Linked DNA regions of Homo sapiens: region 2 is linked to region 1. Evidence: chromatin loops called from intact Hi-C (ENCODE). Cell type or tissue: mammary epithelial cell. All regions are shown on one strand. Each heading gives the region's core, and the rest is flanking DNA. Links, peaks and the distances in the headings are about the cores only. Region 1 overlaps ANO4 (anoctamin 4). Region 2 overlaps UTP20 (UTP20 small subunit processome component).

Region 1 (2,927 bases), core at 103-2,602:
TTCCTTTTACAGATGTGGAAATTAAGGCAAAGAGAGTTAAAGACTAAATAAAATAACATAGGTAAAAGGTCAGCCACAAAATTGCCAGACAAGATTATCTGCTCAATATATGCCAGCCCCCCCGGCCCCGCTCACCCCCATACCCCATACCCTGCCATCTGCTCCTCTGAAATGGCATGACCATGCAGGTTAAAAATAAAATTGGAAATCAGGGCTAAAGAATTAGATTCAAAGTGACTCACTCGGTGTCACTGAGAAATGACTCAGTCTCCTCAGCCACAAAAGTATACACCACCCCTAATGTAGGCACAGCTATATGATTATGTAGACACACGTGCAAGCACAAACAGACTGCAGGATAACAATGATCCCACAATCCTTTTAACTCCTCAGATCTCACTGCAAACACTATCTTGTGCCCTCTTTCCTTCATCAGAACCTGATGGAATACAACACAATCATGTGTTTCAGGGTATGGATGCCATTCAAGAGTGTCCCTACAGTATATATCCAGATATGCTGGGAATCATGAAAGGAAAAACTAGGAGCAAAACAAGAGGGGTGGGCAACAAATGGTAGGGGGATGAATGGTCTCTAAAAAGGGCTGGACATTGAAAATAATTTAAAGTGAGAATGAAAAAGTACAGTATAACCTTTGAATGACATGCTTCACAGTAGCCAGCTAATGTAATAAATGCTCACATACATACACACACACATACACCTGATTCATGGACTGCAGAGCTTTAAGACATGATTCTCAATCAAGTTTCAGAAGGAAATATTTTAAAATGCTTACCTCTTAAAATGTTCGGATTTGAAAACTTTGGTGATTAAAAAAGCAGTGTTTTTCTTTTTGTTTGTTTATTTTTGTTTTAATAGGTGCTACTGTACATAAGATTTGAGTAGGCACTCCACTCCTTAAACTATGGATGGAGGGTTTGAATCTTACTAGATGAACTCAAGAGTAGGAATTGCACTGTAATGTTGTTATCATTGCATCAAACTAAATCTATCTGCAAGTTCCCATTCCACCGGCTTCGTGGACAATTTAATTTCAGTTATTGCTGACACTCCCACTTTCCTGCCTCATGTATCCAGAACTGTGCAAAGGTCCTAGGAGTTTTGTAAAGAGCAGAACATTTAGAAAGAGCAGTCAGGTGTCCAAGACACACTGGTTACTACTGAGCTGCCCACCTTTCAAGTCTCCAGTGATTCCACACGTTCACTCAATCACTAACAAATATTAGTAAGCACCTACCACACTCCATGCTCTGTTCAAGGCACTGGAGATAAAACAAAGAAACAGGAAGATGAGACTGCCCCCTTCCCAGAGACTCCTAAGTTCCTTTCTCAGGCCAGGAACTCTCTGTGTGACTGACAGTTCAGGTGGCTCCCCTGCAGTCTCCCAGGCATGCAACATAGCCATTCCCTCCCTTTCCATTCCCCCTACCAGAAGCCTGGCTCCCTCTACAGGGCATCTCTCTTGCAATTTCTTCTTCCATACAAGCATCAGTCTTGGAAGCTCAGGCTTTCAGAAAAAAAAGGCAGGAACTTTAGTTAACACAAAACTCTGCTGAAACAAAGGAGTTCAAGGTACCTGACTACCATCTTGGAATGGAGAGTGAAGGGTGAGAATAGAGAGGAAGGGACAAATAACATCAACGAAAAGAAACAAACACACACACACACACACACACACACAAACACACCCTTGTTATACTTTCACATGTAAATGCCTGTTCCTAAAAAGCAATCAAGTTGTTTTCCTGTTGAACACCAAAACAAGACGTGATCTGAAAACGTTTTCATTTTTCCTGAATTAGACTTTGTACCAAACATTCACCACTGCCTTAAGGTATTATGCCTAGCACAGTACCTGACACATGACAGGCAAGATGGATGGATGGTTAAAATAACTCTTTTCTTTTTTATAAGCTGTACATCTAATATGGAGGATCTGAAAAAGCACTTGAGTATGGCCAGCCACTCTGAGACATCTTTAGAAGAGATGAGGATATACTTAGGGTATGCACACTAAAAGATAAAATACTGTAAATGTATTTCACAATGTAGAAGCATGGTGGCAAAATTCTTGCATCAAGATGTGAAAATATAATACAACTTTAAAAATGCAAAGTAGTTCATTTTTCCTAATCATTTTTATTTAATTTAGTATTTAGCAGAACAAGGATGAACATACAATTAAATATTGACTCTATCACATAGTAACCATATATCCTTGGGGAGCTATATTCAGTTTTTTCACCTTTAAAATGGAGAAAATCTTATCTATTATTACTTAGGGTTAAGATTGAAAAGAGATACTTTGGGAAAACACCATCATGGCCAGCCTACCCCAGACACTCAAGAAATGTTTGAAATACACACATGTAAGCATGCACATATGCACTTCTAGCTTGATCTTGAAGGTCTCATATATATATATATGTGTGTGTGTATATATATGTATGTATATATATGTATGTATGTATATGTATGTATACACACATATATACATGCATACATATATATATATATACTATATATAAATAGTCACAACATTTGAAGAAAAAAGTGAAAATTTTCCATCATCTTGTTAATCTTAACAAAAAGGAGAGGAATTATACTGATGTTCAGAATTCTGTATTCTTTTTTTTTTAATTATACTTTAAGTTCTGGGGTACATGTGCAGAACGTGCAGGTTTGTTACATAGGTATACACGTGCCATGGTGGTTTGCTGCACCTATCAACCCGTCATCTACATTAGGTATTTCTCCTAATGCTATCCCTCCTCTAGCCCCCCACCCCCCGACAGGACATGGATGACACTGGAAACCATCATTTTCAGCAAACTAACACAAGAACAGAAAACCAAACACCGCATGTTCTCACTTATAAGTGGGAGTTGAACAATGAGAACATA
Region 2 (2,927 bases), core at 123-2,622, 400 kb before region 1:
TTTTTTAATAGAGAAAATACAAGAAAACCCAATGACAACTACTAACGCTAATAAAAGTTTTGTCATGTGGATGGCTAAATAACACAAAAATCAATAGCTTTTATATATAATTAGTTATGTAGCAAAAATAAGCTAAAAAATATAAAATGGAAAATTCCCTCTACAAGAACAAAACGTAGTTATAAAATGAAAACACTTTATTGAAAGACTACAAAAAAGGAATGATTTGAATAAATGAATATAAATACTGATGCAACTTCTCCTCAAATCAAAAGGGGAAATTACTTTGGGAAAATCAAAGTAAATGTTCATCTAGATTCTAGAAAAAACCAAAATATTTTGGAAAGAAAGGACTAATGAGATTTGTGATTGTTATTATAAACAAACCAGTGCAGAATTGGAACAAGGCAGATTAATGTAAAACCAGCAAAAGCCAACTGAAGAGTCAATTATACATGGATATTTAGTGCATATTAAAAGTGGCACTCTGGCTGGACGTGGTGGCTCATGTGTGTAATCATAGCACTTTGGGAAGCCAAGGTGGGGGGACAGCCTGAGCTCAGGAGTTTTGAGACCAGCCGGGACAACATCTCTACAAAAAAATACAAAAATTTTCAGCTGGTGAAACTCCGTCTCTACAAAAAAATACAAAAATTAACTGGGCGTTTTGGCACGTGCCTGTAGTCCCAGGTACATGGGGAGCTGAGGCGGGAGGATCGCTCGAGCCCAAGAGATCGAGGCTGCAGTGAGCTGTGCTGGCACCACTGCCTTCCAGCCTGGGTGACAGAGAGAGACCTCGTCTCTGAAATAAATAAATAAATAAATAAATAAATAAATAAATGTGGCTCTCAAATCAGTAGAGAAAGTTTAGACTTTTTTAAAAAAATTATTATTATTTATTTATTTATTTTTTTATTTTTTTGAGACAGAGTCTCGCTCTGTCATCCAGGCTGGAGTACAGTGGCGCGATCTCAGCTCACTGCAACCTCCACCTCCCGGGTTCAAGTGATTCTCCTGCCTCAGCCTCCCAAATCGCTGGGATTACAGGCACGTGCCACCACGCCCAGCTTATTTTGGTATTTTTAGTAGAGTTGGGGTTTCACCATGTTGGTCAGGCTGGTCTCCAACTCCTGACCTCGGGATCCATCCACCTCCGCCTCCCAAAGAGCTGGGATTACATGCGTAAGCCACCAGGGGGCGTCCAGCTGAAAGTCTGGATTTTTTAAGTGAAATGGTATTGCGACAATTGGGTAACACTATTTGGAAAGAAATTAGGTTTAATCCTTACTTCATTTCATACATCAAAATAAATTCCAGATGAATAAAATAATCAAATTAAAACAAACAGAATGAGAAGAAAACAGAGAGGAATATTATTTACCTGGTTTTAGAAAATACAAGTTGTCAGACATTAAAAAAAAATTTCATGAGAAAATAAACACAAATGACCCATAATCTTTTAAAACAATTCATCTTCACTAGTAAACCTAAAATATGTGAAGTCATACAACATGATATCATTTATCACTGACAAATTAGCAAGAATTAAAACAATCAAAAAATAATAACAACAAACACCCTAGTGTTGGAATGGTGTGAAACAGGCATCCTACTGCTGGTAGGAATATAAAGTGGTTCAAACTTATGGTTGGAAAGAAGTAGTTCTGAACAACAATTTGGTAATATACACCAAAAAGTTTTAAAATTTTCATCAATTTTCCTATCAAGAATCTATTCTAATCCATCAATCGAATAAGATTTATAGGTATTCAATGTAAGATTTTCTATTTTGCAAAAAAACCAAAATAAACAACAAAAACTACAGACAGGCAAAATGCTCAACACAAGTAAATGACAGCTTGTCTATATGATGAAGAATCACATTTTGAAACATTTCATGATCTAAGAAAATTCTTGTAAAATATTAAGTGAAAAAAGGTTATAAAACGTTTTATAAAATATCATCTCAATTTTCTTTCAAAAACTTGTATGGGTGTATTATTTAGATGTTTTTTGGTAGCTTGTATTCAACTACTCTGGACTTCATACAACCATCTGCTTTTTACTCTTAGAAATTTAAAATATACAAGTATTGCGGATGTTTCCTATTTACTATTGTTTTTGAGATTATAAAGTTGATAGTTATTTTTGAGTGTTTGGATATAAGATGATTTCTGCTTTCTATTTTTATTGTTTCTGTAATCCACCAATAACTGTAATTTTGTATATTCACTTATTCACTCCCTCAAATATTTTTATGTCTATTATAGTAAAGTTCTTAAAGCTTGCTATAAATGGAATCTTAATGCTGGCTACAAATGGAACTAAACAGAGCCATTAGATAAGTGCTAGCAGAGTCCCTGAGCATATCTGAACCAGCTCCTATTAAGGAAACAGAAGCCCAGTGGATCTAAAAGACTTTCTCTATCTGATAGAACTACACAGTAGGGGGCTGGACCAAAAGCAAACCTGTTAAATCCCAATCCCATGATCTTTCCAATTCTCATCATTCCAGAGCTGGTGAGATGAAAGATTTAAGCTTCATTTTTCTTTATACCCAGCATATATAAACTTTGTATTATTTATGGATCATCTTTTTGCTCTACCATTTATAATTAAAGGAATAATAACATCATTAAATATCACATGATATTTGGAAAACAGAGTGAAATATTTCTACTGTATCTCAACAGTAAAATTTAGGAAAATATTAAATTTAATTATATTATTGTCACAATAATACTATGGTAAGATCTTCTTTATATTAGGGCCCAGGCGCAGTGGCTCACGCCTGTAATCCCAGCACTTTGGGAGGCAGAGGCGGGTGGATCGCCTGAGGTCAGGAGTTCAAGACCAGCCTGGCCAACATGGTGAAACTCTTTCTCTACTAAAAATACAAAAATTAGCCAGGCATGGTGGCGCACGCT

The links. Hi-C counts contacts between places; a loop is a spot of excess contacts. Peaks named below come from ENCODE experiments on the same cell type or tissue, not always from the same donor. Only the 100,000 strongest peaks of a DNase experiment are listed, where the experiment ranks them.
Region 2: a loop joins it to region 1, with 15 times the contacts of the local background. A loop is called at or near these places in 7 of 110 quality-filtered maps.

Annotation. Positions count from the first base shown.
Region 1 is chr12:100,925,381-100,928,307 of GRCh38, reverse strand. The region is part of intron 3 of ANO4 (anoctamin 4); the gene reads right to left. Among named protein-coding and RNA genes, the nearest start is that of ANO4, 130 kb to the right of the region's middle. In mammary epithelial cell, for the core only: a CTCF peak has its summit at 1,468 (motif pointing left); a DNase peak (open chromatin) is centred at 267; H3K27ac peaks cover 268 bases.
Region 2 is chr12:101,322,132-101,325,058 of GRCh38, reverse strand. All of the region lies in intron 25 of UTP20 (UTP20 small subunit processome component), which reads right to left. Among named protein-coding and RNA genes, the nearest start is that of UTP20, 43 kb to the right of the region's middle. In mammary epithelial cell, for the core only: a CTCF peak has its summit at 1,190 (motif pointing right); no DNase peak of the experiment used is centred there.